2 separate regions of the Mus musculus genome follow, and region 2 is linked to region 1. Evidence: chromatin loops called from intact Hi-C (ENCODE). Cell type or tissue: gastrocnemius. All regions are shown on one strand. Links, peaks and the distances in the headings refer to the core of each region. The heading gives the core; the rest is flanking DNA.

Region 1 (16,732 bases), core at 7,197-9,696:
TATCCTTTGTTTTCTTTTTAATTTCATTTAGAGATCATGTTCCACTGTGGAGTCTAGGTTGACTTCAAATACATGGTCCTCCTGTACCAGTCTCCCAAATGCTAAGATTACAAACATTCAGGTTCTGTATGTACTCAAAACAAAACAAAGACAAACAAACAAAAACACCACCACCAACAACAAAACAAGGTTTCTATAACAACAACAACCAAACAAGAAAAAGGTTTTAGTAGAGATTTTGTTTCAGAAGAATGATATTTCTGCTTTATATACCTTGTATGATAGACCTCAAGTTAGTTTCTCATTTCCTTTTTATGTTTCTCCCTCTGATTAGTGGATTAAATGGGCAGTTGAAAATTTGGCTTTAGAATTTAATTCTTCCACCTGAATGTTGGCTTTCTATTATTTATGTTGTTATTGAAGATCAGCCTTAGTCCATGGTGATCTGATAGAATGCATGGAACAATTTCAATATTTTTTGTATCTGTTGAGGCTTGTTTTGTGACCAATTATGTGGTCAATTTTGGGGAAGGTACCATGAAGTGCTGAGAAGAAGGTATATCCTTTTGTTTTAGGATAAAATGTTCTGTAGATATCTGTTAGATCCATTTGTTTCATAACTTCTGTTAGTTTCACTGTGTCCCTCTTTAGTTTATATTTCCATGATCTGTCCATTGGTGAAAGTGGTGTGTTGAAGTCTCCCACTATTATTGTGTGAGGTGCAATCTGTGCTTTGAGCTTTACTAAAGTTTAATGAATGTGGCTGCCCTTGTATTTGGAGCATAGATATCCAGAATTGAGAGTTCCTCTTGGAAGATTTTACCTTTAATGAGTATGAAGTGCCCCTCCTTGTCTTTTTTGATGACTTTGGGTTGGAAGTCGATTTTATTAGATATTAGAATGGCTACTCCAGCTTGTTTCTTCAGACCATTTGCTTGGAAAATTGTTTTCCAGCCTTTCATTCTGAGGTAGTGTCTGTCTTTTTTCCCTGAGATGGGTTTTCTGTAAGCAGCAAAATGTTGGGTCCTGTTTGTGTAGCCAGTTTGTTAGTCTATGTCTTTTTATTGGGGAGTTGAGTCTATTGATATTAAGGAAAAGTAATTGTTGCTTCCTATTATTTTTGTTGTTAACGTTGACATTCTGTTCTTGTGGCTGTCTTCTTTTAGGTTAGTTGAAGGATTACTTTCTTGTTTTTTCTAGGACGTGGTTTCTATCCTAGTATTGTTTTTTTTTCTGTTATTATCTTTTGAAGGGCTGGATTCATGGAAAGATAATGTGTGAATTTGGTTTTGTCGTGGAATACTTTGGTTTCTCCATCTACGGTAATTGAAAGTTTGGCTGGGTAAAGTAGCCTAGTCTGGCATTTGTGTTCTCTTAGTGTCTGTATAATATCTGTCCAGGATCTTCTGGTTTTCATAGTTTCTGGTGAAAAATCTGGTGTAATTCTGATAGGCTTGCCTTTATATGTTACTTGACCTTTTCCCCTTACTGCTTTTAATATTCTATCTTTATTTAGTGCATTTGTTGTTCTGATTATTATGTGTCGGGAGGAATTTCTTTTCTGGTCCAGTCTATTTGAAGTTCTGTAGGCTTCTTGTATGTTCATGGGCATGTCTTTCTTTAGGTTTGGGAAGTTTTCTTCTATAATTTTGTTGAAGATATTTGCTGGTACTTTGAGTTGAAAATCTTCATTCTCATCTACTCCTATTATCCGTAGGTTTGGTCTTCTCATTGTGTCCTGGATTTCTTGGATGTTTTGAGTTAGGATCTTTTTGCATTTTGTGTTTTCTTTGATTGTTGTGCCGATGTTCTTTATGGAATCTTCTGCACCTGAGATTCTCTCTTCCATCTCTTGTATTCTGTTGCTGATGCTCGCATCTATGGTTCCAGATTTCTTTCCTAGGGTTCCTATTTCCAGCGTTGCCTCACTTTGGGTTTTCTTTATTGTGTCTACTTCCCTTTTTAGGTCTAGAATGGTTTTGTTCATTTCCATCACCTGTTTGGTTGTGTTTTCCTGTTTTTCTTTAAGGACTTCTACCTGATTGGTTGTGTTTTCCTGTTTTTCCATAAGGACTTGCAACTCTTTAGCAGTGTTCTCCTGTATTTCTTTAAGTGAGTTATTAAAGACCTTCTTGATGTCTTCTACCATCATCATGAGATATGCCTTTAAATCTGGGTCTACGTTTTCGGGTGTGTTGGGGTGCCCTGGACTGGCTGAGGTGGGAGTGCAGGGTTCTGATGATGGTGAGCGGTCTTGGTTTCTGTTATTAAGATTCTTACCTCTGCCTTTCGCCATCTGGTAAACTCTGGAGTCAGTTGTTATAGTTGTCTCTGGTTAGAGCTTGTTCCTCTCGTGATTCTGTTATTCTCTACCAGCAGACCTTGGAGACTAGCTCTCACTTGAGTTTCAGTTGTCAGAGCACTCTCTGCAGGCAGGCTTTCCTCTTTCAGGGAAGGTGCACAGATATCTGGTGTTCAGACTTGCCTCCTGGCAGAAGATGAAGGCCCAAAACAGGACCTGTCCCAGAAGCTCTTAGCTTCTGTAGTCCATACTCTCACCTATGCAGACTAGTCTCAGTGGAGTCCAGGAACCAAGATGTGTCCCGCAGATGCTCAGGCAAAGTCCTCCCAGGCTGGGTGGACACCTATCCTCTGGCATAGAAGGTGCCCAGATGTCTGGAGCCCAAAGAGAGGGATGCCTCAGAAGCTCTGTGGCTCCTGCCTGTCCCAGAAGGTGTTAGCTTTTGTAGTCCACACTCTCACCTGTGCAGAGTAGTCTCAGTGTAGTCTGGGATCCAAGATGTCTCCCTCAGATGCTCAGGCAAAGCCCTCCTGAGGGTCCCCAAAAAGAATGAAAACAGGCAACCTCGGGAAGTAGGAGTTGTTGGGACCCTCCAGAGTGTACCAGAGACCTGGGAGGTGAGAAACTCTCAGGAATGAAAGGGAGGGACGTTAGATGAAACTCCTGAGAGTAGGGAGAGGGACCTTATAGAGCCCACCTCCAGCAGGAAGACAGGACATCAAGTGAGGGATGGGGTTGCCATTCCACAGTCACATCTCTGACCCATAATTGTTCCTGTCTAAAAGAATTACAGGGATGGAAATGGAGTGGAACCTGAGGAAACTAAGGTTCAGTGACAGGTCCAAAGTGGACACTAGCTCAAGGGGATGTCCCAAGGCCTGACACTATTACTGAGGCTATGTAGCACTTACACACACACACACACACACACACACACACACACACACACACAAGACCTATCACGACTGTACTCCGAAAGACCCAACAAACAGCTGAAAGAGTCAGATTCAGATATTTGCACCCAACCAATGGAAAGAAGCAGTTGTCCTGAACCTGTTGTTGAATTAGGGAAGGCTGAAAGAAGCTGAGGAGGAGAGTGACACTGTAGGAAGACCAGTAGTCTCAATTAATTTGGAGCCCCATGATCTCTCAAACACTGGACCACCAAACAGGCAGCATGCACCAGCTGATATGAGGCCCCCAAACACACATATAGCAGAGAACTGCCAGGTTTGTGTTCATTCAGAGATGATTCACCTAACCCTCAAGAGACTGCAGGCCCCAGGGACTTTAGAGGTCAGGTGGGGTGGGGATGGGGGCATCTACATGGAGATGAGGTTGTCAGGGGGAGGTGTGGAATGAGGAGCAGTAGGAGGGTGGATAGGGGTGTTGCAGTGGATAAAATATGGAGTGTAAAATAAATAAATAAGTTTAAAAAAAAAGTACATATATTCTCAATGCACTGTCATTGGAATGTACTCATTTAAATAACTATATATCCTTATAAGATTGCAGAACACAATGGTATCATGAGCAAATATTGTTTTTTCAAAAGCAAAGGAAGAATATGTTACAAAATAAAAACACATGAAAAAATATTTTTTATTGTTGAGTCTTTTAATGGAAAAATAATTGATAATTTCTCTGCTTGAACATTAAAAAAATTCCTGAGCTCTTAAGCCAATTTTCTGATGAGAAAGAATGAGAAGAGTAAGAGAAGAGTAATTAAGAGCATAGGCTGAGAAGACAGACTCAGAATGTCAGCAAGCCTCTGGTGCACAGCCTGCTTTCTGGTCTTCTGTATTATAGAAATGGAAAAGTATATATTGAGATGTTTCTTTTTTTTTTTTTTAAAGCCAAGTTTTCTTTATGTGTGCTTGCTGATATTTTGTTCTGCCCAGAGCTGAGCTCTGTGATGGAGATGCATTTCTGACATTCATGATCATTCTGTATTACTGGAGATTTTACACACACTGGGAATGGTGGAAATATTAGCACAGATCTGGTAAGCTTTGAAATGTGACAGAGATGTGTGAACCTAATGGGTGCTAGACTGAGGATCCAAAGCTTCAGTCACCATTCACCGGGTCAACCTGTGTGTGGCATGCACACAGATGTTACTTCCTTTGCCTTATGTGTTTCTCCTTTCTGACAAACATCCTTGCTCCTCCTTGATAGGAAAATGGAGAACCATGGAGCAACATAAAGATGCCAAGACTAAAGCTAGTACTGATTTATTATGTCACACAATGTTTATGAAGCCTTCCAGAAGCCACCTTTCCTTTATTAGCCACCAGTGACCTGGCTTTATTGAGAAGGCTGAGCTCCCTACCAGCTCTGATACCGATGACTCTTGTCTAGTCCACTGTTTACTGGTCTGTCCATCCCACAGGCCAAGGGCAGGGCTGGCCAACATGGTGTTTTCCTTCATATTCATGTGATTGTGATTTACAAATATACTATTCTTTGTATATGCCAAAGGCTCTCTTCAGAGCAGAGCAGAGTCCATTACCCCCACAGAAGCTGGCACAGTAAAGGCTCCTAGCCTATCGATGCCTGGTTTAGAAATTCATCCTTTGCAATTAGCCAAAGAAAGATGCCAGTTCACTCGGCAGGAGAGCAAAGGCCTCTCAGAGGGTGGGACACAGGCATTCTGTGCTACTCATTCTGCATGACCAAAGGTGATTATCAGTATGCCAGCTTTTGTGCCAACCCTGGGCACTGAAGTTACTAGTTATTAATACTATGAATAAAACTTTTAGATTCATTTCCCAGGAGGTAAAGGGAGCCAAAAAAATCACCCTGCAGTGTTGACTTAGGGGGTTGGTGCTACAAAGAGAGCCTCACATTTTGGGGAATAGAAGGGCAAGGCCAGCATCCTTTCTTAGAGATACTTGCCAACCAGTTGGTCTCTCTGATCAAGATGTGTACCATTTCTAATATGTGTATCATTTCCATATGGAAAACAGATCTAAGCTTCAAAGAGAATGACTTTAACATCATGAGTACTAGTTTGTGGGCTATGTCTACTCATTTATATAAATTAAATATATGTAAAAAGAAATTGCTTGGAAGAGTTTTAACATGAAACCCAAGAAGAACGAAGACCAAAGTGTGGACACTTTGCCCCTTCTTAGAATTGGGAACAAAACACCCATGGAAGGAGTTACAGAGACAAAGTTTGGAACTGAGACAAAAGGATGGACCATCTAGAGACTGCCATAAACGAGGATCCATCCCATAATCAGCCTCCAAACGCTCACACCATTGCATGCACTAGCAAGATTTTGCTGAAAGGACCCAGATATAGCTGTCTCTTGTGAGACTATGCCAGGGCCTAGCAAACACAGAAGTGGATGCTCACAGTCAGCTATTGGATGGATCACAGGGCCCCCAATGGAGGAGCTAGAGAAAGTACCCAAGGAGCTAAAGGGGTCTGCAACCCTATAGTTGGAACAACAATATGAACTAATCAGTACCCCTCCCAGAGCTCGTGTCTCTAGCTGCATATGTATCAGAAGATGGTCTAGTCGGCCATCAGTGGAAAGAGAGGCCCATTGCAAACTTTATATGCCTCAGTACAGGGGAATTCCAGGGTCAAGAAATGGGAGTGGGTGGGTAGGTGAGTGGGGGGGGGTAGGGTATGGGGGACTTTTGGGTTAGCATCGGAAATGTAAATGAGGAAAATACCTAATAAAAAATTTAAAAAAGAAAGAATGCAACTGTTTTCAGTCACAGTGCTTCCATTTAGATAATGAGTCTGTTGCCCAATTAGTGTTAGTAAATGTAAGTTCATAGAACCTTCTTGTGGATAGTCCTGTAAGGTGAACTGTGGGCATACCTTGAGTACCTGTTTCTACAGCATGACTTCTAAATAGAGTAAATGACACACAGGGCACCTGAACCTTCTGGGGTTGCACTTGGATTAGTGACTTTGTCACTCCTAAGCCTCTTTGGGGTACATGTCTACTTTGATTGCCTCTAAGCAATGCAGACATCCAGATGTTCCAGTATAGAAAACACTCTTAACTTTAGGCCCATGTCCTATTAATGCCTTTTTTAAACTTGTGGAAAGTTTACTAAAAAACTGCATTCTTGTTGATTAAGTAGGCAGATGGTTTTTCCAGGTATAGATATATACACTTAATAAAACAAGTTTTCCTGTAATTGGATAAAAATCATCTCAATTTCAATGGAGTATTTTTAAAAAAATGTAAAGGCATTCTCCAAGCTGACTTGTATGTGTTGGCTGACACAAACTTTACTCCATGTGTTCGTGTGTATATCTCTTTCTGTGTGTTTGCATTGTATCATGTTTGTGTGTGTGCGTGTGTGTGTGTATGAAATAGGTATGTATTGTGTTGAATTTCAAATTTCCATTTCAATCTAACCTATGACAGAAATAATTTTAATGCTGCAAATAAAAAGCTTTCAAAATAAAATATATGCAACCTTTCCATCTCATTATTGAAGTCTGGGATTCTCCCAAGGCATTCCTTAGAAATGCTGCCTAGGCTTCAAAGAACTATCAGTCCTCCTGCGTTGAGTGCTAACCCCACACTTCTGGCCAGAAACCCTATATACCATCTCACAGGAAGAAAGCTATGGCCCTTTTCTCATCTTCACCTGGAAAGTCTGATGCTTTTCAGAGCCATAATTTAGGTGCTTCTTGTGACACATTTTAATTTTATATGTGACCTTTCCACATTTGAGGCCCCATTCAAGCTTTGTCTTTCTTGCCTTCTTGTAGTGTCTTTCTACCGTCTTGCTATTTCAGTATTTCAAGCAAAGCTATCCAGAAAAATGCTATTACCCCATCTGCAGTCAACAGAAAACAGTGAAATACATCCAATTGTCTATTCTAGAGAAGAAAATAAATCATGGCTTCTCAGTATATAGGGGAAGATGTGGACAAGATAAAGAATGACATAATGAAATGCAACAGGTTCAAGGTCCAAATGTACTTGATGCTAAGTCCTTGCTCTGGAACTTAGATGTCCTGAGACTTCAGAGAGACAATTTAACATTTTTGAGACTTTGGCTCCCTGAAAGACAAAATCAGACACACAACCATGCCTAAAGGACGTGTTGATATAAATGACACTGGTGGTATTTTTGATGAGAGTTATGAAGGTAGTGGTGTTGGCATAATGGGTGGTTGTATGGATAGTGTTGGTGATGGTGGAAATCTTGAATGTAGCATTGATGGTGTATGAAATAATAATGGTAGATTGTAGAAATAGTGGATGTAGAAAGGGGTGTTAGTGATAGGAGTAAGCATAGTGGTGCTGGAACTACTGATGATGATCTTGAACCTAGCACTGGTAGTATTCACAAAGGCAGAAATTATAGAGACAATAGTGGAAATTGTTAGAAGGAGAGAAGACAGTGTTGGTAATGATGAAGTTACAGGTATTAATGGTGCAATATTTGGTGTTGGTAATGAAAACCTGGTGTGTTTTGAACCTTGGCCAAATAAAGATGAGTATTTGTCCTTGAGGTATAAGTATAAGGAACTAATGAGAACTCATGCCACAGGTTGCTCCTCTTCTTATTCTCTGCCATGTTGGATAAAAATCTTACAACTGAGATCTCATTCATTGAAATGGTTAAAAATGCTAATACCTGGCTCTTACAGTTCAATCACATCATGCATTCTTTCTTTATATACATAATATTACATCAAATAAAATATAAAAATAAGACCTCCAGAGACAGTTATAAAATTCGGAAATCCAGCTTCCGTATATAAACACTCTTTTGGTATAACTATTATTATCACAGAATCTTAGATAATTTGTAAACAGAATTAAACCCCTTTTCCCATTTTAGTGCCGAGGGGAAAATGGAAGCGTTTCTAGACTTGGGGTAACTCTCCAAGGTCACACATGTAGAGATGAAGACAGGCGTTTGAAGCTCAGGCATCTCTCATGTTCCTCTTTCACTGTCCTGACTCCCCAAGCAGAACTTACATTCTCCGGAAGGAGATGTGGTCTGGCTATTTTCTTGCCGTCAGCACCTTATGCAGAGCCAGCCACATGGCAAGTGGCCTCTAAGTGCCTGTGACATGAACTTGTGAGAGTTGCTCACACCACAGATGAACACTGTGCCTGGTGTAAATGTCATGACTGAGGGTGTCATTACAATGGCCACTCTGTGAGCAAAAATCCCGGGCTCTAGAAGATAAATGAGACTAGCCTGAAGGACCACAGAGACATCTTCCCCGAGGGTACCTGTGGATGCCTCCGAGCAAGGCTGGGATGCTAGTGTCCTCTTCTCTGAGTTCTTGGGGAAGCACTGATTCTTGCTCCGTTTGTGGAGAGCAGGCCCTGGTGTTTGGGCTGAAGCTGAAATGTATGCCACACATCTGGTGCTAGGGAGATTGGGAGAGCTGCTGTGGTCAGCAGCCAGGGGAGCAAGGCCATTTCAGGGCGGTTAAGCTGAAGTAACTCGAGTACAGCACAGTCTGAGTCATCCTCCTCAAGGGGAGCTTCCACTTGGGTGGAACCTGACACCTGAACCCATCTGTGGCTTTGCCCTGGCTGGCTCTGTACTGCCCTATCCTGTCCAGGACAGCTCAACTTGGACATGACAGGACAGGCCACACTTGGTTTTAGCCCAGAGGAACTGAGCCCAGTCTGCAAAGCCAGGAGCTCTGAGCAAAGGCAATGATGTCAGCAAGGGTAGGACATAGTTTGAGCTGAGAGCCTAGAGCCCTGTGTCTCTGGGTCACTGTGTCCACTCATGAACCTATCACGTGCGCGCGCGCGCGCGCGCGCGCGCGCGTGTGTGTGTGTGTGTGTGTGTGTGTGTGTGAGTGTGTGTCTGTGTGTGTGTTTCCTTTGCTCTTGTTCTGAACATCTACTTGCATATCTGTATGAATCTTAAGCACTAGCATGTGTGTTTGGGTATATATTATCCTGCAAAAGAAAAGCATAACTGATTTTCTTACAGAATTTGATTAGTTGATTATAAATGGCTTTTAATAATGACTTTTACATGTAAGGCTCTATGTATCTGAGAATTTAGGGAACTGAAATGAGTTGGTATTCAAACACAAATAATGTAGTCAGTTGTTGTAGCATAGTTTCCCATGAAACTAGCACTGGCTGCCTAGGAGTTTTCATGTAGGAACTGTATCAAGATGGAGAGAAATAGTGGTCGTGGTGGTCATAGTGATCATGCTGGTTGGATAAATCAGAACATGAGGCTAGGTTTAGCGGAGCTGGGTCTGGGAGGAAGGGATGTGTGTAATATCTATCTTCCTTTTTCAAATATGACCTTCATTTGATAAGTACAGAAACTTCACCTCTTCCTTTTTCATATCAATATTCAAACTATTTTAAAAACATGTCACATGAACACTGAAAGATACCATTTGTTTGTCTATCACTCTCAGGAAAACCATTTGCTACAGTATCATATGTCCAGGTATGGAACACTGGCCTCTGATCATTGAGCCCTACTCCTTGCCTCCTCCAATCATACAGTGGTCTTGCTAGTACCTAACATGATTCTGCAGATTCATGGTGATGTAGAATTAGTAGACCAGTCAGAGGGACTGGCACAATAACACTTCTGACATCATTCTAAAAAGAATAACACAAGGGAGGAAGCAATTGAAATGTGAATGAAGAGATCTTGGCTTGGATGTTGGATTCTGAGGAGTTACTAAGCAGTTCCTAGAAAAAGATATTTCTAATAACTCACTGAAGGAATAGAAATGAGAGAAAGCTCTGTAACTCCTTCCATGGGTGTTTTGTTCCCAATTCTAAGAAGGAGCAGTGTCCACACTTTTTTGGTCTTCGTTCTTCTTGAGTTTCATGTGTTTTGCAAATTGTATCTTGTATCTTGGGTATTCTAAGTTTCTGGGCTAATATCCACTTATCAGTGAGTACATATCATGTGAGTTCTTTTGTGATTGGGTTACCTCACTCAGGGTGATATCCCCCAGGTCCATCCATTTGCCTAGGAATTTCATAAATTCATTCTTTTTAATAGCTGAGTAGTACTCCATTGTGTAAATGTACCACATTTTCTGTATTCATTCCTCTGTTGAGGGACATCTGGGTTCTTTCCAGTTTCTGGCTATTCAATGAAAGGATGGACCATCTAGAGACTGCCACACTCAGGGATCCATCCCATAATCAGCCTCCAAACGCTGACACCATTGCATATGCCAGCAAGAGTTTGCCGAAAGGACCCTAATATAGCTGTCTCTTATGAGGCTATGCCGGTGCCTGGCAAACACAGAAGTGGATGCTCACAGTCAGCTATTGGATGGAACACAGGGCCCCCAATGGAGGAGCAAGAGAAAGTACCCAAGGAGCTAAAGCCCTATAGGTGGAATAACAGTATGAACTAACCAGTATCCCCCCCACCCCCCTGAGCCCATGCCTCTAGCTGCAAATGTAGCAGAAGATGGCCTAATCGGCCATCATTGGGAAGAGAGGCTCCTTGGTCTTGCAAACTTTATATGCCTCAGTACAGGGGAACGCCAGGGCCAAGAAGTGGGAGTGGGTGGGTAGGGGAGTGGGGGGGGGAGGGTATGGGGGACTTTTTGGGATACCATTTGAAATGTAAATGAAGAAAATACCTAATTAAAAAAAGAAATGAGAGAAATAAGAAAGGATGAGAAGGATGGAGGGAGACAAAGAGGTGGATAGGCAGAGAGATACAGAGAGCATATCAATCTAGATTGCTAGATACAGTACTCTGCTGACACATTAGCAGACAATGCGTAGAGCCTCCACTTATATTCCTACTTTCTCTTTAGACTACTCAGAGAACTTGACCTGCATAGCCTGTGATGTTTCATCTGTCTGTATAACACCCAACCTAGTCATGAGAGGAACACTCATGCAACAGCTCAGCCCCACCTTCCCGTGCCCTTGCTGTCCTCTGATATACCACAGAACACATAAACATCTAGGCTACGTTAGTAGTGACTGCAAGAAAATTGGAGAAAATCCTTCCAGATCTACTCATACACATGTGCTAGCATTCTGCACCATGGGAGAGCTGTGTGGAAAGCTTTCAAGGCACTCCTAAGGAACAAGACTTAATGCCTTGCAAGCTAAGAGTCCTAAGTATGTAACGATTAAAAATCATTTTAAATAGTCTGCACAGGGGCTTGTCACATTAGTTTAACAACTCTTAAAGAATAAATGCAAGGCTTGATATAGAACTCTAGCATTAAAATGCTTCACTGAGATTTTTCCATCCCTTATGAATACACCTGCTATAAGCTTCAGGGTCTGTGTTTGAGGAAGGAGTATCCAAAGAAACTGAAGGAATTTTCTTACTTCTTATATACGCTACGATTAGTCATGTCAGAGCATTGCACATTGGTTTTGTATGGAGAGTATAAACATCACTATGATGACTTTCACAGAGTACATTTTGCTACTCAGCATGACCTTGGCTTGATGTAGGCAAGACATGAGACATTTCAGGATGGCTGACACATATATTGTCCACATCAGTTTGCTGAGGAAGAACTTTCAAATTCAACTAAGGGTGGCTTCATGATTATCCACGGAAAATGCAGGGATGGTTCTTATGACCAGCTGCTATCCAGTATAGGAAACTCTGTCTTTGACTCCTATCATCTAGTTTTGACTACTGAGCTCAATTTTAGGGGCCCCTGAGCCCCATGCTTTGTGTAAGAACAGTTCTGGTGAATTTGAACTAAGTTTCTAGTCACCTGAGAGAATACGAGGGTGCCAAAGACTTCACGGAGAAAGTCTGCCTGGGGTTTTCTGGCTTCTTAGAAAGCAAAGTGGTGCATCTCCATCGATCACCATAAATGGCCTGCCTGAACTTCTAGTGTCTTTAGTTTGCATCACAATATTTCATTCAACTACCCATTTGTTACACACACATTCTGAAAGCAAATAATGTTAATGTAAACACTTCGGGAAGCATTGTTCCATCTGCTGAAAATGTGCAGTAGTTGGATTGCCCCTTGTCTAAACTGGGGAAGCTACTCTCAGGCAAGTTTGGGAGGTAAATGAACTGTCTGGATGCTTTTCTTGGCAGTCTCCCTTATTAGTGGGAGGTGGCAGTAACATGAACATGAGGAAGACAGAAAGTGTTTACTTAAAGTCATGGCCAAATGGCGAGGGAGAGTTAAGATAAATCATAAGCTGTCAATGATGACAACTTCAAACTGCTACTAGTTCACTCCTGTTTATGGAGTCTCAGATGCTGCATTTGGAATGTGAAAGAGTTTAGGAAAGCCCTATTGGTAGTAGTTGCTGATTGAGTACGTCAGCGTTAGAGACAAAAGGTAGCATCCACGCACACAACAAATAAGAATGGCAGACCAAGGCCCTGCTGCAGCCATTTGGAGTGAGCCAATGTCTATTAGATGGACATTACTGGCCACAGTCTCCTATTCAAACTCAACCTGTGCTTCCGCTGTGCGGCTTCATATATGCTTGCCATGTGGCAATCCGTACAATAATATGACTGAAGGGAAGAAATCACTTGTCTAGATAACTTTGCTGGACTACTGGTTTCTGTATTGTACGCCAGACCGTGGAGTATATAGGACAAAGAGCATTATCTTTTGAGGACACTCCTCAGTGCTTTCCACAATTTCACCCCAATTCTGGGAGAGGAAAATTCACCCAGAGTTTCAGTTGGTGATATCCTCAAAAGGAAAGCAACAACTCATTTCTTTTTATCAGATGAAAAATCAAACTAATATTATCTGGTGATATTTTAAGAACAAAATTTAAATTTCTGGTTTAAAAAGAAAATGGTGATAGAAATTTATAAACAAAAGGTATGCTGTGTTTGAATATGAAATGCCCCCACCCAGATGACTCATGTACTGGACACCTGATTGCCAGAATGTGGCACTATTAGAAGGCTGAGAAACCTTTAGAAAGAGATCTAGTTGGAGGAAATTGGTCCTTGGTGATGTGCCTCTGAAGGTTGTTTGGTTTCTCGAAACCAGTGCTTTTCAGCCCTCCTAATACTGAGACCCTTTAATACAGTTTCTTCTGTTGTGGTGACCTCCAACCATAAAATTATTTTTGTTGCTACTTCAGAATTATAATTTTGCTACTGTTATGAATCCTAATATAAATATCTGATATGGAGAAAAATCTGTGACCTTCATGTGACCTCCCACAGGTTGAGAACCACTGCTCTAAGCCCTTCTTCTCTCTCTACTCTATGTCTACCACTAGTTGACTAGTTAAAATTTAAAACCCTTTTCTATGAGTTACTTCAATTGTGTAAAAGAAAAATAAAATATGTGATAGTAGCAACTGAAGAGGGAGGCCTGGGAAGTGAACTTAAGGATCATTAGGGTGGTAGAAAGGGGCAGTACTGTGGCGGTTAATTTCTCCATCTAACTTGCTATGGCCTGAATTATTCTTTCTCAGTAAGTATACAGCTCCATCACTCTCATCTTTGAATGTGACTTAGCTTGGAAATCGGGTCTTTGCTTATATGACTCCATTTATGAGTTAGTATGAGCTCCTTAGGGTAAGCATTAATCCAATCCAGTATGACTATTTTTCTTAAGGGAAACTTTGGGTGCACAGAGGCATACATGCATGCATTCATGCACACACACACACACACACACACACACACACACACACACACACACACACAGAAATCCATGTGCAAATGAAGACAGAAATCTCAGTGATGTGCCTATAAGCTCAGGAATGCCAACGGTTGCCAGTGATTACCAGACACAGGCAAGAGACACAGAACAGACCCCATCCCAGCCCTCAGAAGACAGCAACAGCACTGCCAGCACCTTGATCTTGGAGCTATAGCTACAGATTCTTGAGACAGTAAACATCTGTTGTCTAAGCTGCCCAGTTTGTGGTATACTCCCAGAATACGAGTGCAGAACCAGATGGTAGACTGAGCTTTGAAACAATCAAGCTGATGGGGAGAGAATGTAAGATAGAGGGGAACTATGAATGTATCAGCCACAAGAAATTGGGATCCAGATGGCTCTGAACAGTAAATAATGACTGTCCAAACCAGGGTCTGTCTCTGTCAAACTAGGCATGGCTATTTAATTCTATTCAAAAGCACAATTTATGCATAACAAAGAACCTCATAGGATTTGAGATTGGAGCATAATATAGCATTAGAACAAATAAATTGATCATCAGGAAACATAATAAGCTTTCCTGGCTGAGAAAATTTACACACACACACACACACACACACACACACACACACACATACACACACACATGATTTATGTGCCATGCATCTTCAAAATGTGCTTGAGAAAAGAAAGCACAATTTGCACTCCCCAAAATTTAGTACCTGCTGTTGCTTAACACTGAAGCTTCCTTTAGTTAGTTTCAAGGAGTTGCATTTGTGTAAGTTCTGAGGTATCAGTCTTCTAAAACTATAGTAACAGAAAGGGACTGTTTCTAAAATACTCATTTGATTAAGGCATGGACCTCAGATATTTCCTCCATATCTCTTAGAACTTCCTAAACTTTTACCTTTTATAAGACAACCAAATGGTCTTGTTTAGCTTGGGCCTTCTATCTGGCTCTGGTATCCTCAGTGTCTTTTCTGTGATGCCTCTTATAGAAGAGCCTTGTTTGGATAGGACCGTGAATCAGCTCAAGGTAAGCCTGGCGTTTCCTTCTCCTATAGGATCAGAGGGGTAATGAATGGCCCTCTCATCGATATTTTCTGCTCTGCTGAAAGCTGAATGAGATTCTAAGGAGACTTCCTAACAACCTGAGGTCATCAGCAATTAAACTCACAAAATCAGACATGCAGATCTAAACCCAGTCTCAACGGAGCACCACAGGACCCGAGTTATATGGATAGCTGTCTCTTCATGAAAATACAAGCCTTATTTCAAGGTGAGCAGTGTGAGGAAACCTCTCCAATGGGAGACCTGTGCTCCCTTGTTCATAAGTGAGCATCCTGCTGGACTGAAGAGGACCACTTCAGTAAATGTAACCAAACAGAGATTAATATGAGCAACTATGCCAATGCTGAATGGATTCAATTACTCATCAAATCTCCTTTGGATCCTGATTTTAATGAACAGAACAGACACATTTTTTGATCTTGTAGAAGCAAAGTTTTAGAGAGAAGAAGAGAAATCAGGAGGAAATAAAATAAGTCCTCACTAGTGAGATTGTTTCTGGAAAGAAAATAAACAGATATGTGCAAAGTAACTGGTACTTAGGGAGAGAGATGAAAAATGCTTTCTGTGTGGACCAGTCATTTTACTGTTGCAGAGTAGCCTAAATGGTGTGACATATGAGTGGTGCCCAGTGAATATAGAGAAGGGAAAGCCCCTTTCCTTGGGTTTTCCTCCATGAAGTATCATTCTGTGAATCTGCACAGACATATTCCCGTTGCCCTTCTTCGTTTTCTTGTAGAATTCTTGAAAAGATTATGCATTACATAACTCAGGGTGTTTGGCTATTATGGTAATGCTCTTTTGTTTTAAATATTGTTTTAATTTTGTGAGCTTTCTAAGGTTCAAAAGTCTGTCCCAAATAGTAGTTGCTGTTAACACCAGATACTCTAAACTTCCTATTTCAAGAATCTCTCTCATAATCTACCTCAGTCTTACAAAAGTATAACAGATGAAGTTAATGAGTACAATACCTGTCCTCAGGTGTCAGCTCATTATGGAATGCCTCTCCAGAGAGATTGTTGATGTATGGAAACCTATGTGGGCCTTTTGGAAAAAAAAACATTTGCTTGAACAAGCTGTAGAAGCCAATTCTGCCATTGACCATATGTCTTTGAACAATGAAATTAAAACTCTATTCATTTATTTTCCTCAGAATAAGATGAATTTAGTAATACTTAAATCAAAGTATAGCCTCTGGTCAAATATATTGAATAATTCTTAACAATATCAGACATCAACAATTTTCTCTTTTACTCTTTTGGTGTTAGGAAATGAATGAATTATTGACTCAAACATTGTGGATTCCACCATTGTAATATCACAGTACAGATTCACTGCCCTAAGAAGACAATTATTGTATCTCATAAAAAATGAATAAGATCTCTGGAAGATGATAGAATAACTTCTCAGTGTGGCCATGCTTCAGCTATCACTTAAATAAGAACATTTTAAATAAGCGCCTGTAAAAGAGATAGATAGGTTAAGTGATGGATATGTTAATTAATCTCATTTATTCAATCCACTGCATATTTTACACATAAGTTAAAATCTCATACTCTATTCCATTAGTCCATCCAATTATGATTTGTTGGTCAAAATATTTGAAAATAAGAAACCTTATAGAGATGTTGCAGATGTTATGCAGATATTTCCTTGTAGGTCAGGTTGTAAGGATTAATAGAAAAATATCAAGTTGTCTCCTTAAATTATTCAAATTAATGGTGAAGTTCTCACATAACACCTCAGCTTTTTGGAAATGGCAGTAACAAAAG
Region 2 (16,732 bases), core at 5,380-7,879, 57 kb before region 1:
CAGGATCCTTCTGCACACGTTTATTGGGACAGCTTGATTGTAGAGGCGAAAAGACCCCGAGCCCAGAACTGGTGCTGCTTTTATAGGCCTAGGAGGGTCGTGTCTCACACCCGGATTGGTTATGCACTAAGCCTCATTTGCATGTTTCTCATCTGATTGGCTACTCTCTCTCAGTACCTTACAGAACCTCATTATCATACCTCATTTGCATGTCTCACATCTGATTGGTTATACTCTCAGTACCTTACAGAACCTCATTATCATACCTCATTTGCATGTCTCACATCTGATTGGTTATACTCTCAGTACCTTACAGAACCTCATTATCATGCCTGGGCCAGGCAGTGTCTTTGCAAAAAACTTTACTGCATATGTACACATTGGTTGTTTGTCCAAACTTATGCGTGGTGGCCAGCAGTAGTCAGTGCCACTCTGTAACGGCACATGTGGCTTCCCACACCTTCATATTATTGAGGTATGGAGGAGACCCAAATCCTTTCTTCCTGACACTGTTAGGTAAGCCCTATACACTTCATCAATAGCCCTTTCCTGACATATAAATAAAAAACCCTCCATATTACTAATAAAACAGTAGTAGGTCCATTTACTTCAAAGCTTTTTTGATCAGAACATTTCAATGGAATATAAATATTTATATTCCTCAAAATATCTTTAGGAATTTTTATCAACTGATTCCAGTCTCATGCTATACTCTTCTCTCCACTCTTTTGTCAATAGTCTACCATTTCTACAATACTTTCTCCTATGTCAAGATGGCCTATTCCCCTGGTATAAACCTGCAAATACTTAGTTCTTGATACACTTCTACTTATATAAAATTTTATTAGTATACTCCACATAAATACTGGTGGTTATTATGCTTTCTCTTCTTTCCTAATTAATCCAATCCAAAGATAAGAATGTCTTCGTGTTTAGGATATGAATTGTTACCTTAATTTCCATGAAACACATTGTCTCTACAAAAGTAGGAGACAAATACTCAAAGGATGTGGAATGGATTCTGCAAATGTTTGTGAATATATGTTTATGAACAGTCTTGCTTTTTTCATATATATCACAAATGAAAGCAAAGATGGGCTAAAAAAAAAGATGATAAAGAGTGCTGACAATCATAATTTATTGGTTGAAAACTGGTTTAGAGATGAATATCATTCCAGTCACAGCATCCAAAACAAGTCATTGACCTTTAAGTTTCCATCTCTCTCTGGTCTACATGGTAATCACCAAGAATACTAATAACAAATGCTGGCACAGATGTGATGAGAGGCAAATCCTTAAACACTATTGGTGAGAACACCACATAGTATAATAACTGTGAAAATCAGCCCAAAGATTTTTTAAAATTAAAAAAAACATGTCTATTCCACACCCTTGAGTATATGAACAGTAAAAACTGAAACCTTTGGCTTATAATAAAAAGAAGAGCTAAAGTTGTGAGTTGGTGGGGAGGTGGAAATGGATCTTGGAGGAGTCAGGGAGGGAATATAGAGTGAAAAATGATAGAAATACATTAAATGAAATTCTCAAAAACTTATTTTTAAAAACCTGCAATATGACCTAGTGTCTTAGTCAGGGTTCTATTCCTGCACAAACATCATGACCAAGAAGCAAGTTGGGGAGGAAAGAGTTTATTCTGCTTACACTTCCATACTGCTGTTCATCACCAAGGAAGTCAGGACTGGAACTCAAGAAGGTCAGGAAGCAGGAGCTGATGCAGAGGCCATGGAGGGATGTTCATTACTGGCTTGCTTTACCTGGCTTGCTCAGCCTGCTCTCTTATAGAACCCAAGACTACCAGCCCAGAGATGGTCCCACCCACAAGGGGCCTTTCCCCCTTGATCACTAATTGAGAAAATGCCTTACAGTTGGATCTCATGGAGGCATTTCCTCAACTGAAGCTCCTTTCTCTGTGATAACTCCAGCTGTGTCAAGTTGACACAAAACTAGCCAGTACACCTAGGTATTTCATTCCTGGACATATACTACAATGACTATGTACCCTATGACAGGGTAATTGAATATCCATTTTCATTGCTACTTTATTTACAATAGCTCAAGTCATAATCAAATCAAGTAACAATCAAGTCAGCCTGGATGTGCAACAATAGATGGATATGAAGCAGCTTATATACACAATGGAATATTATTCAGCTCTAAAGAAACAATGCATTAGGACATTTTCAGGGACATGGAAATTCTTATTATCCTGAGCAAAGTTCTCTGAGCCTCATATGAAGACAAACACCAGCCAAATGCTCTTTCTGATATAAGTATTCTAGCTACAAGTCTGTAGTATAATCTGTCTAATATGGAGTAGCTATGTAAAAGAGGAAACAAGGAATGGAGGGGAAAGGTGGTAAGCAGAGAGAACAGTAGAGCATGTGTAAAAAGGAAGTCAAGGGAATATCTTAGCTGGAGATCCTTAGTACAATGTGTTGAACATTGAATGCCTAAGGAAGAGGGGAACAGAGATGAAAGGGGAGAGCACTGCCCTCTGAGAAGGAAGGATAGTAGAGCATATGTAAAGAGGGGAACACTGTGGGTGGAAAAGTTTAGGCAGGGAGTCATGGAAGGGAGTTGGAGAGACCAGGGTGTAGGATTGAACAGAATAGAAGAATACAAACTATACAGAAAACAAGGTATTACCACCTGTGCAATAGAAGCTTGACTGTGGTGAATATAACCAACTGCCCCTGAATGGATTCAAGATCCCTGATACTGAGGGAAGACCATTGCCTTGTGCTGTAAGTTTGGCCAACAACTCAGGTTTGGGGAAGTAGTAAGCCCAGGTGGGGAACAAAGTTCTGATGGGTAACTGACAGCACAACTGCCTTATAAATACTTATGCTTTTACCTGTAGACAAAAGCTGCTCTTAGCCTTAATCAAAGAAGTCCCTCTTAAAATGAGCAGTGGAGAATGATATGTGGCTGCCCAAGATGCAGAAAACAAGCAGCAGATGTGCATCCAGCTCTAAACATGTCGCTTATCCCCAGTCTGAGTCTGGAGCTACACTGTGGAAGAGGAAGGGGGAAGTGTGAAAAGAGCAAATGATTTCAAAATGCCATCCCCTGGACTTGAAACAACTGCTGTAAACATCAATTCACATAAACTGTAGTTATACACCCTGGGCTCACAATATACCAGACCCAGTAAAAGTTATCAATGAAGGGGGAGGGTGCTTACAAGGCCCGACGCTTTACTGCTGAACTATTGACTACAGAGAAGTCTCTTGTGATCCATCTCAAGGGGAAGCTCCAAGGCCTGACACAGTTACTGATGCTATGGTGTGCTTACAGATAGAAGCCTAACATGGCTGCCCTCTGAGAGGCCCCAAAAAAGCAGCTGACTGAGACAGATGCAGATACTTACACCCAACCATTGGACTGAAGTTGGGAACCCTTGTGGTTCAATTAGGGAAAGGCTGGAAGAAGCTGAGGAGGAGAGCAACTGCATAGGAAGACCAGCAGCAGTCTCCACTAATCTGAACCCCTGAAATCTCTCAGACACTGAGCTACCAACCAGGCAGCATACAAGAGCTGCTTGGAAGCTGTGACACATAAAGAGCAGAGGACTGCCTGGTCTGACCTCAGTGGGAGAAGATGCTCCTAATCCTAGAGAGACTTGAGGCCCCGTGGGGTGGGAAGGTCTGGCAGGGACAGGAGGTGGTGACAGCCTTTTGAAGAAAGGTGTAGGGTGAACCAAGAGGGAAGAAATGACTGGAATATAAAAAAATAAAATAAAAAGAAAAGAAATTAAAAAATAGGGAGATGTTTGTAGTTTTGTACTGTCTTCTGAGCCTACCACACCAGGTTCTGACAAATAACTTCAAGCCTGTGTTCACACAGATGGCTCTTACAAATCTTGGTGGGTCAAAAAAAAAAAAAGACACAAATATAAGAGTGAGACATGTGGGAAGGTAGGTGGGGCAGAGGTGGCATGGAGGTAGGAGGGGGGAGTAGTCAGTATGGAATGTATCCATATGAATGTATCCATAGGTGAAATTGTGAAAATAAAGGAAAACTAAAGTATATAAAAATAAATTTTAAAAGGGAGAGAAAAAAAGGAAGAAAATCTTGTGAGCTTCATCCAGGGAATGTAAAAGTATACTTATTCTTAACACACAGTTTTTGATATTTGGTTCCAATAGTAATTTGTAATCAGATATGGTAATATTCTTGACAAAAGTTTTATAACCAAGTTGAACAGATTTCGTACAGCAAACATGTGTCTTACTGACCCCTCATACGTGCCAAAGTTATGGCAGTATATCATTCTTAGTGAAGGACCTTCTGTTGTGGCAAGGGTAATTGGTTCAAAACCTTGTGGGTAGATTAAAGCAGCTATAACCAGAATCGGAACTCAGTTCCACCGAGGCTCTATTTCCTACCAGCAGTTGGTGTGCAGTGGACTCTTTCTCTCTTCATTACAATCAATTCTTAACCCTCACATGGGCCCACTTTATATCTTTTTTCATAAAGTTTAAATCCTGCTAAATTCAAAGTGTTGAAATAAACTTATTTACTTCCAGACTTCTGAAAATTTTAAGATGGAATATTTGTGTGGCTGAGTTTTGATTATAAAAAAATTCTGTTGTAACAGACAGTCTCTAAAGTTCCTGCAAGCAAATTGGGAAGCCTTATAGTAAAATGTTCACAATATGAACAATTCAATCGATAGACAGGATTGAGACTCTCAGCCAAGCCATGCTCACATTGGCGAAAAGAACAGAGTATAATTAGCTGCCCTAGCAGGATCACAAGTCTCCTTTCCGGGGGAGCTCTGGAGAGAACAGCCTCAGGGTACACACAGCTGCAGGATTCTCATTCCTTTGGGCTGGCTCATCACATATGTGGCTTCATGATATTCAAACCTTGGGTCTCAAACAATCTTTTCCCATTTTCTTGCTATGTATGCTTGACTCAGTAGCTTTGTTTATTTTCTTAAAATATTTAATTTGGTTTGTGCTTCCTGGTGTGGCTTGGCTAGGTTTTTTCCTAAGGGCAGTCTTCTTGAATCTCCTTGTCATTCATAATGCCACACCTCCAGAAGGACTGCACACTTCCTAAGTGTTGGGCACTGGTACCATCCCATCTTCATCTGAGGGTTGAGGTTTCATGAATTGCTTCACTGGGTCCACAAATGCTTGAGATATGGTCCAAGTTATGATGACCCATGCCAAAAGAATCAACCTTCTCGTTTTTCAACCAAGTTTTCTGACCATTATTACTGAGGTTCTGATAGTCTTCACACTGACTTTTTCCAGGCTATGAGGCAGAGGGAGCGGCTCCCTTCACTGCTCCAACTCTAGAAGCAGCTTTAGTTCTACTTTACTTGCACCCAACAGCTTTTGTGTCCCCCCACCCAGAGGAAAAACATACAATTATTTCCCCAACATTTTCAACATTCCAAAGCAACTAGTCCTGGGGTTCCCTGTGTGCAAATGGCCATTGCTCTTTCTCGGAGCAGAACTACAGGCTGGAAGCTATTGGCTTTCTTAGCATCCCCTTCAAAGAAGGAAAATACCAGAGCCTCCTGAACCAACAGTGAGACATGTTTGACTAGCAATGATGAAATGTCTTCTATAAACACTCCCTAACTACTCTCCTTCTCTTTCCAGGACTGATTCACCACTGAAATATTTGTGTCACTCAAGTTCAAGTACATGAAACCAAATCCTTTGGTGTCGGTGGCTCTCAGTGCCACAGAGGGCAGCATGAACTTTACCAGGGAGGGTGGCCATTAAATAATCCAGAGCAAGCTGATGGCCTCTGACAAGCTTTCTAGCTCAACAGACAAAGTTGGGACCAGAACTTATTATGTCAGATCCGTGGCGCACACTGGGAACCCTTGTTGCACAGTCATTTCCTCTCAGATGTTTCTGGTTTTACTAATACAGAATGCGCATTGCCAATACAAGAAGAGTTAGACTCAATGCCCCCAAGATGCCATTAGCAGGCAGTGCAGTCTTGTGTTAATTCAGAGCCATCTACTTAAGACTTTGTGACCATAATTCAAGTTTACTTGAATTCTCCAAAAAGGCGATTTTAAAAATGCATTTTCAGAGGAATAAAGACTGCCAGGGAATATCAAGCATCCTCTGGGGTTTGGCTGAGAGAGAAACACTGAGAATGATAAAACAGAAGTGAGGAATAGATAGATCCTTCCATGTCCAAGGACAAACAGAAAACTTCTCTGTAAAGAAGTCTCCTGGGGAGTCTTCCCACTGTGAAATTACTGACCTTAGTGTCATGGTTATAGTTCGAAAGTTATATTTTTTCCTTACAGAAAATTAAACTTAAGTTTCACAGAACTAGGATATGTAAAAGGATTAAATTCTCAGAACAGTCAGTGCATGTCTAAGATCTAATTCCAGTAGTAAATATTATAATTCTATATACTGCTGCTGCTGCTGCTGCTGCTGATACTACTACTATTTTCAGAATAAAGCTGGATATTTATGCATTGGTTTACTGTTCTCTTTTGTGAATAATAAGCAACGTCTACAAGGTATATTTAATGTCTTGACATTGAAACGTTTCATCTTCACTTAAATGTTCATGAACAAGAATTATACAATGAAAGTATAAAAATAGATGGATCTTTGAATTTAAGGCCAGCATGGTCTATGGAGTGAGTTCCAGGCCAGCGAGGGCTACAAAGAGGAAACCCTGTCTTGAAAAACCAATAATATATATGTGTGTGTGTGTGTGTGTGTATGTGTGTATGCATATACACACATACACACACAGATATATATGTATGTATGTATATATATATATATATATATATATATGTATGTATATATATAAAACCTTGGTTTTGGTCATTTATGTAGCTATTCTTCAGCCACATGTGTTCCCATTCAGGCTGAACATCACTGACTATTCCATGCAACAACAGGGAATTGAGTAAAGAGATAGTCTAAAAACTAATATTTTAACACTGGCCTAAACATTCTAATTAGGGTGATAAAACTCAAATACATGCTAGGTGAAGAACTAAGGGTTAGTAACAGACAATGACACAGTATTCAGAAGGCATCTTTAACTTGACATCTTTCCAAAGCACTCTGAGTTGTGAACCTCTAAGGAACTTGGCTTGCTACTCTTCCCAAGTCTATTCTGTACAGTAACTTTCGTTTTTTCCAGAACTATTAGCAGCTATTTAAATATTAAGTTTTAAAACACATTCAGTAAATATACATAAGCAGAATTTTTTTCTGTCCATAATTAAGGAATTGAAGCCAGAATATGTTCTCTTAGAAGGTGCTGGGAGATCAATAGTGGAAATCTACATCCTTTAAAGAGTTTTCTATATGGCAAGTAAGTAGAGCACTAAATAGTTCAGAAGAAGATGTAATGTGACTTTACATGGACCACCTAAAATGCAAGCAGGGAAACAAGAAATCTGGCTGCAGAATGGTGCTTTCTTGAACTGGGTATTGTTCCTACACCCACTGTGCAGCACATCACATTACTGTCTTTGGATTGAAAATCCTTGTGTGGCCAACCTGGGAGGCTGATCACTGAATATACAATTTCACTTATAAGAAATCTGCTCTCAGTTATAAATGGCTGACTTACAACTTCACCTTGGGAAAGGACTTATTTATTTATAAGATGTCACCGCCTGTTATGGAAGCTCAACCTTCCTACATGGTGGATGTGTAGCCACATGCTGTTCCTCTCAAGCTTCGCATTCCTTATCTATGAGGGTATGTGTGAGTGAGGGGAGCCTGTCCCCAGAGCTGCTCCATGAATGCCATGTGAGGAGGAAAACATTTTTTTTCTCAGCATTTTGGTCCCCTGTGCAGGGTTACAGCCACACCTCCTCATGTTACTGTTAAATTAGTCAAGCTGCTGGCAAGCCTCTGCTCTTAAGACCAAGGACCGTGTCCCTTACTGAGCTGAGAGCCAGCCTCCAGCATCCTCTTAATCTGATTGTTTTAATTCAATTTCATCTTCCCAGTAAATATTTTTCTTCAGCTGCAAAGAAAGTGTAAATCAACTAAGTAGTTCACAATTTATGCATCCCATTAAAGACATCTTGATGGCCAAAAAGTGGCCCTTGGGGGTAGTTTGCCTCTGCTGGGCAATTGTGGTTGTTACCAGGAAGGGAAAACATCTCATGGGATGCTAGTGATAGAAGGTGTATCTCACCTCAGTGGAAATTCCCATTTGTCTGTCACTTGCAATATGCTTGTGGCCTTTTTTCTCATTATGTCTGACAGTGTAGGAATTGGTCCCACTGAACAGCTGAGTGAAAGGAGGCTGGGAAAGATGAGCCATGTATCCAGGACGAATGGATACTAATGTATCCATTAGTGAGGCCAGTATCCAAACCCAAGTACATGTGGCATCAGTTTCTTTCTCCCTGCATTATATTACCAGCATTTTCCCTCCTTTAGAGTGACTATCAAAATTCTAGCCCTATTGGTTTGAAGATTCTTAACTTAACACATTAAAATGGGCTGGCTTTTTTCTTTTCTTCTTCTTCTTTTTTTTTTTTTTTTTTTTTTTTAATGCCAAGCATCTTGGGATTAAGACAAAATTGGATTTTCAAATTTCCTCTAAAATTCTTATGGAGACACAGGAGATGAAAACTCACAACTACACCAACATTAAGTATTAACATGTAAAGCTTCTTCAGAGCTGAGAATCAGTTCCATAACAACATTCCCCAGGAATCTGTACAGAAAAATGTTGCCTGCGGCTTGTTCATGTGAGTTAGCTTTCTAATTCTTCATTTCTGTGCATGGTCATTTGGCCTTGGGGCAACACCGTCCATTATGACAGGACCATGTGTTGGAGCAGGACTGATTGTATCACGTCAGGCAGGAAGTATAAAAAGAGGTAGAAAGATATGGGGGTTATAATAGTGTCCTTAACACACTAACAATCAAAATTACTTCCACTGCACCCTACCTGATAAAGGAAACCATGCAATAGCACCCCTGGCTGAGGGCAAAAGCTACAGCACGTGGGCCCTTGAGGACTGTCAAGTTCTAAGCTACAGAAGTATGTGATGTTGTTGGGAACAGCGAATCCCTACTTACACTTTTTCTGTTCTCTGTGGTTCAAGTCCTTTCTGCTTTACAAAGGCTAGTACTTGAGGTAACCAGGTTAGTGGGGTTTGGGAGCCATGGCACAGTGAAAACACAGGGAGCAGGGAAGGGAAAGCAGGTATAACACAGTGTTACATATGTTTTAAGAATCAGAAGCAAAAATGGCAGCAACAAATATTACTGCAGAGGATTGACTGTACATATGCATATACAATGTTTCTTTTCTGAAACCACGTTTGACTCAAAGCTTAGAACTCATAATAGAAAGACACCCTTTAGAGTCTTTCTTTGTTAGTTAAGACGATTATTTGAGGTCAGAAAAAATTGAATCTCAGCGTGATCCTTAATAGGTCTATGACCTCAAGAAGTCATTTGTCTTTCATGAACCACAGTTGACTGATCTTTCAAATAAGAATGGTGATACTGTGGAGGATAGTCTGCCAACATTAGATGAGGTAATATGGCGAGGATGAACAGCCTGGCAGGTGGCTGGTAGGTTGGTATACAACCTGGTAGCAATAATTTGAGGCTTTATAACTGCATTATAAATAGACCACAAAACTCTCAATGTAAGTACAAGAAATAGATCCAATAATTGCACAGCTACCAGCAGTAAGGGTTTAAACTGAGGTCTGATTATTCTTACAGTTAATGCTTTTCCAATTACAACTCCATGTTTTATCTGGGCATTACTAGACTGATTGATATATGTTTAAGATTATTTTTGAAAACCTTAAAAGTAATCATTGAAGAAAATCAAAGCCAGATGTCTACCTATTAAAGTCTGGGAAAGGATGAAAGCAAAGATCTCAAAATTGAAATAATGAAAGAAATATAAAATATACTTAACCAATGCACAGCAAACACATGCAATGGTGACAGGTGAATAATACAAATTAATTTTGAAAATAAAAACAAATGATTTTAATATATTTAATAATGAAAGTGTCTCCCTTTAGAGAACAAAAAAAAATGATGTTTATATAACACGGCCACTGTAGAAGGTTCAATCTTGGGACAAAATGAAACATTGAAGTAGTTAAAATGGAAAATGCATCTATTAAGTGGCAAATGCAGTGGGCAGCTGATGTGTCAACATAGTTACTCTTCATGGGTTCCCAGAATTCCATTCTCTCAATGCTATCTTTATGGCTGAGGTACGTTTCTTCTTTTTAGTGGAATGATGATTCCGTCTTTGCACCCATTTTGTTAGCCTATGTCATTTTATTGGGGTCCATTGGTGTTGAGAGATATTAATGACCAGTGATTGTTATTTCCTGCTATTTTGATGGTGGTGGTGGTGGTGGTGTGTGTCTGTGTATCTGTGTCTATGTCTGTGTCTGTGTTCCTTGTTTTGCTGGTACTGGTATGGAATTACTTATTTCCAGTATTTCCTTTGGATGTAGTTATCCTCCTTGTGTTGGAGTTTTTCTTGTAGGGTTGAATTTGTGGAAAGATGTTGTTTGAATTTGGATTTGTCTTGAAATATCTTTGTTTTTAGATCTATGGTGATTGAAAGTTTTGCTGGGTATGGTAGTCTAGGTTGGCATCTATAGTTTTTTAGAGGTTGCAGAATATCTGCCCAGGCCTTCCTAACTTTTACAGTCTGTTGAAAACTTAAGTGTTATTCTGATTGGTTTGCTTTTATATGTTCCCTGGCCCTTTTCCCTTGCTGCGTTTTAATAGTCTTGTTGTTGTTGTTCTGTAGATTGTGTGCTTTGATAATTTTGTTCCAGGAGGATTTTCTTTTCTAGTCCAGTCTAATTGGTGTTTTATACACTTCTTGTCTGTTTATAGGCATCTCTTTCTTAAGGTTGGGAAAGCATTCTTCCATGATTTTGTTGAGAATATTTTCTGGGTCTTGGAGCTAGAACTCCTCTTCCATTCCTATTCTTCTTAGATTAGGTCTTTTCATGGTATCTCATGTTTCTGGGATGGGATGCTTTGTGTCAGGACTTTTTTTTAGCGTTAATCTTTTCTTTGACAGATGCATCACTTTCTTCTATTGCATCTTCTACCTCTGAGGTCCCCTCTTCCCAATTTATTCTATTGTATCTTCTACATCTGACATCCTTTCTTCCGTGTCCCGTATTCTGTTAGCAATGCTTGAGTCTGTTGTTCCTGTTCTCTTCCTTAGGTTTTCCATCTCCAGGATTTTGTCAGTTTGTATTTTCTTTATTGCTTCTATTTTTACTTTCAGGCCTTACATAGTTTTATTTATTTCCTTCACCTGTTTAATTTTATTTTTCTATATGTCTTTAAGGTATTTATTTGTTTCCTTTTTAATGACCTCTGACCGTATTTTTTACATTTCTTTAAGATATTTATTCATTTCCTGTTTAAAGACTTCTATCATCTTTATAAGATTGAATTTCAGGTCATTTCTTGTGTTTTAGGTGTGTTGGGATATCCAGGGCTTACTGCAGTGGGGTAGCTGGAGCTTTCACATTGCCCTGGCACTTGTTGATTTTGTTCTTTGAGGGCCTTTAACTATTTGAATGGTTTTGGTTCCTGAGTGTTCTTATTGTAGTGGGTGTTGGGGGCAGTGGTGTACCATCAATGGTCCTGGTGTGGCAGGCCTCTGATGAGTATCCTTGGGTTATATGGTTCTGGACCTGAAGTTCTGTATGGTTCAGAGCTTCAGGTCTGATGAAGGTAGGCAGAGAGGTGGCAGGAGAATGGATATCCCCCTGGGATGGTGGGATGCTTAGGGTAGCTTGGCTTAGACCAGAGGGCTCAGAGAGAAGGGAAGATGAGTTAAAGAAGGGAAGGTTTTCTCTATGTTTCAGGAGTCTGATGGAGGTGAAGGAGAGGCAGCTGGAGAATGGAGGTACCTCTGGAATAGCAGGCTGCTCAGGGAAGCTTATCAAGTTTTTTGATGTTATTTTCTGTTCCAAAAGTTTGATTCTCCATCATCCTGAGATAACCCAAGTTGTCAGACCAACTGAATATTTACAAAGGTGGGATTAAGAATTGAGATACAAACAAGAAGAACACTACTAGGAAATTTTCATGGACATCATGTTATTGGTAAAAAAAAGGCAATGACTTTAGTGGTACTGTTGTGAACAATTTCTTTTGCAATAACTATTACCATCTCATAATAACTACCGAGTGCTGGCTAGCTGGGAATTGAGACTGGACTGGATGTGACTGATATAGTCTCTTTAAAAATGATTTATCTATTTTTATTTTCTGTGAATTGGTGTTCTGTCTGAATGTGTGTCTGTGTGTCCAAACTCCTGAAGCTGTAGTTAGAGACAGTGGTGGGCTGCCAAGTAAATGCTGGGAATTTAACCCAGGTCATTTGTAAGATTAGAGAATGGTCATAATTGCTGGGCCATGTCTTCAACCCCTGTAGTAGTCTTCCATGAATTTCTTCAGACCTCTTCCCATAATTTTATGCATAAAATTTATTCATTTTTTTAATGAGAAGAAAGGCTGCTCCAAGGGAATGTCTGTTTGCATGATATATTTCTGAAACAATGATTAAACAAATAGATTGGAGTCTCAATATTCTGAACACAGTAGTCTCAGGAGTGACTAGATCTGGTAACTCCTGTCTTCTCAGAAATTGTTTTAATAGCAATGCTTTCTGGCCCATGCAGAGACCAGTGAACTGTGACATTCCTCTGAGGGAAGGGAGAAAAGGCTTGAACTATCACCACACCAGAGCAAAGAGAAGAAGTTTCTGGGTGTGTAGTTCTGCGTAGGAGGAATTGTTTCTATGAAGGAGCTTGTGAAAGGACACACAGAATAAATAAACAGACAAAAATGTGGCAGACAGGAATATATTTCCCGATTCTTCATCCACAAAGATAAATTTTGATTTTTGAATACACAATGTAAAGACTTATATCTGTACTAAGAATGATGAGAAAAATCATTAACTCTCTCTCTCTCTCTGTGTGTGTGTGTGTGTGTGTGTGTGTGTGTGTGAGAGAGGGGGGGTGGTATCTGGCTACTGTACTTTAACAGTCATTCCTCTGGACATTATACAAGGTCAGTAAGTCACCTTAAGACCACCCTGCTTGAGGATTTGTTCACCACACAGAGCTGCATGGACTTTCAGCTGAGAAATGTCACCCAGCACCTTTCATATTTATGGTGACTCATAAACAGGAAACCATTCCTGTCCATGACATTGTAACATTTTCATATTTCAAATCCTTTTATGAAAAATGAAACGCGTGTGCACGCACTCTCACACACACACACACACACACACACACACACACACACACCAAATAAAACAGAGAACTTAGCTGTCTTTTGCTTTCTGGGCCAACATAAATATTGCCAAATTAGTAAGGCATACTGAACAAATTAAGCGCTAAATGCAAATTTATCGACTGAAATCCAATGGCAGACTCACCAAAGACTCTGCAGTGGTAGAGTGCAGCCCTGTAAGTGAGTGTTTGTGTTGGCGAGTCTCTGCAGAAAGACATGGGAACAGTAATAGAAAGAGGGAGCATGTCTGTTACACCCAAAATGATCAGTTTATTTTAGAAAGTCCAAGTAAACATTGTCTAACATATATTCACCGAATTTGAGTTGTAGTTACTACCAAGACAGAGATGAAAAAAATATATACTGGCAAAATTCCTTAAAAAGAAAAATCTCATTTTGAAAAGTTAAAGTTAGCACTATAAATCACTAGATGAGAGAAGGTATCCCTCCTCATCTCTGTGGCATGAATTACTCCCAGGGGTGCTTTGAGAAGATGACAAAGACCTTTTCCCTTAAGGAAATTGAAACCTCTTACAAAGTAAGGGAATGATTTATCTTAACATTTTCCAGTGCCCCAAGTGACATATGTGTGGTGTATCTCTTTCAACTATGTGAATTGTTTATTATGTCAAAGTGTTAAAAATTATGTGTGTGTATTGTCTTGTTTCAGCGATGGATGTGGGGGAGGTTACAGTAGAGAGCAGATTTTATTCACTATAACCATGGACTCAGTAGTGTCCCTTCATCCTTTGATCAGGCTACCTCATCTTCTTTCACAAGACAGACTCCAAGATCCAGAGATCTTACTAAGATCTCTGTGTTGATGTTCATTATTACTTAGTAAAGTTTCTGCCAACTTCCTTGTCTCTTCTTTGATAGGAAAATTATGTTTATACCATGTGCAGCCCAATTTGCAGTACCTATGAAATAGTATTAACCTAGATGTCTACCAACTGGATAATGAAAACGAGGTATATTACACACTACAATTCTAGTAAATCACCAGCAGAAATTAAAATTATGAAATTTTCAATAAAATGGACGGGACTGGAAAATATCATACTGAGTGAGGCAATCCAGGCCTGAGAAGATAGAGACCATATGTTCTCTCTCATAACCTGATCTTAAGCCCATACTTTTAGAAAGTTTTCTTAAGTTGGAGTGAGCGTCAGCAGAAGACAAGTTGGAAGAAGAAGGGAGTCATTAAGGGAAGGAGAAACATGAAGTGTGTGTGGGGTGGTGGAGTGAGTAGAAAAATACATGCTATACGATAGTAGATGAAGAAGTGCTAGAGGGAAGAAAGGTTTATAGAAGAATGGAGTAGTGGGTTGGGGAATGATGGGTTAGAAGGAGACAGTCATGAGGGAAGAGAAAGAAAAAGTAAGGATATGTGAAATACCTATATAGAAACCCAAGACAACTAAGAATATCATTTAAAATGATCTGTTCTTTTATTTTTTAAAAAATAAGCACACTGTATTAAGCATGATACTGATCCCATAAATCACAATTTTCCACCCAAGGTCCAAGTAGCAGGTGTATAGTACCTCTCTATGAGTTGCTGATCATGTAGCTATCATATTTCAATACTGAACTGCCTGGCAAGGTATGCCTATTGCTGCAACAGTGCTATGGATATCCTGGGGACTCCCAAAACATTATAGTCTATTGTCATTGCTCTTATATTTTCACCAGCATTAGAAAGTAAACTCCATCTGTTGAAGAAACTGCACAATCTAGATATAGGACAGAGAGAAACTAAGTTGAATCTAAGCTGGGATCCCTCTCCCGGTTAACTAGTATTCGTATTGCTGAAAGGTGCCATGCAGACTGTTTTGTAAAAAAAAAACTGAAAAACAATCACATCTAGTTTTAAACCCTGTGCACTACAATACTGAAATGCATGGCAAGATGTGTCTCTGGGTGAAAGAGCAGTATGAATGTTCTCAGGGTAGCTAGTCACTTTCAGATTGGATTTGAGGGTCATTATACTGGAGTAAATATCTGCTGGCACTGTAGAACTGGTCAAAAGTCTATGACTAGGGAGATCACAGGCCCTATGGGATATATCAAAATTCTTCTAAATGGACAAATTGCCTCTAGATATTTATATTTATACTCAAAGAGTAATGTACCTCTCAGCCTTTGTTAGATGCAGAATCCTAAGTGCATGTTAGATAGGTGACCTATTACCCAATACGAACAAAGAAGCTCTAGTTTAATCCAGAGTCCCTGTGTTGGACAGGGTGCTCCTGTGGTATATACGGACACTGAGTGCTCTTTTTCTTTTCTTTTCTTTTCTTTTTTTTTTTTTTTTTTCGTGGCTGTAAATTTTGTGACTCTGAATCCTTACTAATTGGCACTACTTTCACTTTTCTATTCAGGCTGCTCCTATTCTGGAATATTCCTGGGTTGCCCACCCATTCCAAAGCAGGCTGGTTGCTCAGATGAACTAAATTATGATGACTACAGATCTAGGTTTATCATAAAAATGATAAGCTTGATGAGACAAGATGATTAGTGTGGGTATTAATGGAGTTACTGTGTCCAACTTCAAACCAGCAACTACTCTGTAAGCAGCATCCCATGAAAATCTATATGAGACACAAAGTTTGTCTTCTCATACAGCTAGGCTTTGCAAACTCAGTGGGCTAGAATGAAAGAACTTCAAGAAAGAATAGTCTGGGTATAAACACTTGACCACAAAGATGACTGCTCCTCACTCAATTGCCATTCCTGCGGAATAGTCATTTAGTCTATATAGTCTTTGTAGTCTCTTCCATGTAGGAAGTAAATTATGTAACTTAATGAAAAGCATAAAGTCCTTGGAGTGCTTCTTCAGGCACTAAATTCCCACAGGAAACTGCTCAGGTTCTTATAAATACTACTTTCTCTTCTGCTTCTCCTCTGTCTCTTCTCTCAGACAGCTCTTTCTTCATGAGCTCTCCTTTCAGAATTTCTCATACACAAATATGAGAAACAAACTCCCCTTGTACATTTCTACATAGATCACTTAAAATGTAATGATCTTATTGAAGGATTTAATAAGTGTATGTCTAATTCTTACTGATCCTCTTCAGCATTACAATTAATACCATTATTGACTTGGCCTTTAAAACAAGTTAATTCCTTATTGAGGAAAATTCAGTCACCTTCACACTAGTAAATATGTTCTTGACAGGTTGTTTCTGATGATGAAGTAGATATTAAATGTACGTGAAAATTATATCAATTATATTTCAGAGAATCCACTCAGCACATTGAAAATATTTCTTTTTTTATTTCCACACTTATAATAAAAGATATGTTTTTTTTAAAAATTGATGGTGGACTGAGCCACCACAGGATGAAATGTTTCTGGAGCCAAGCTCCTTTCTGCTTAAGAATATTCTCTCTCTAGTACATACCACCAGTCT

Evidence for each region. A loop is a pair of places that touch in the nucleus more often than their neighbours do. Peaks named below come from ENCODE experiments on the same cell type or tissue, not always from the same donor. Only the 100,000 strongest peaks of a DNase experiment are listed, where the experiment ranks them.
Region 2: it touches region 1 in a loop (6-fold over the local background); 2 of 42 quality-filtered maps call a loop at or near these places.

What each region holds. Positions count from the first base shown.
Region 1 is chr12:9,889,810-9,906,541 of GRCm38, forward strand. No RefSeq gene overlaps it. Among named protein-coding and RNA genes, the nearest start is that of Gm33734, 21 kb to the right of the region's middle. In gastrocnemius, for the core only: a CTCF peak has its summit at 8,688; no DNase peak of the experiment used is centred there; H3K4me3 peaks cover 563 bases; H3K27ac peaks cover 1,800 bases.
Region 2 is chr12:9,834,518-9,851,249 of GRCm38, forward strand. No RefSeq gene overlaps it. Among named protein-coding and RNA genes, the nearest start is that of Gm22845, 23 kb to the right of the region's middle. In gastrocnemius, for the core only: no CTCF peak of the experiment used is centred there; no DNase peak of the experiment used is centred there; H3K27ac peaks cover 852 bases.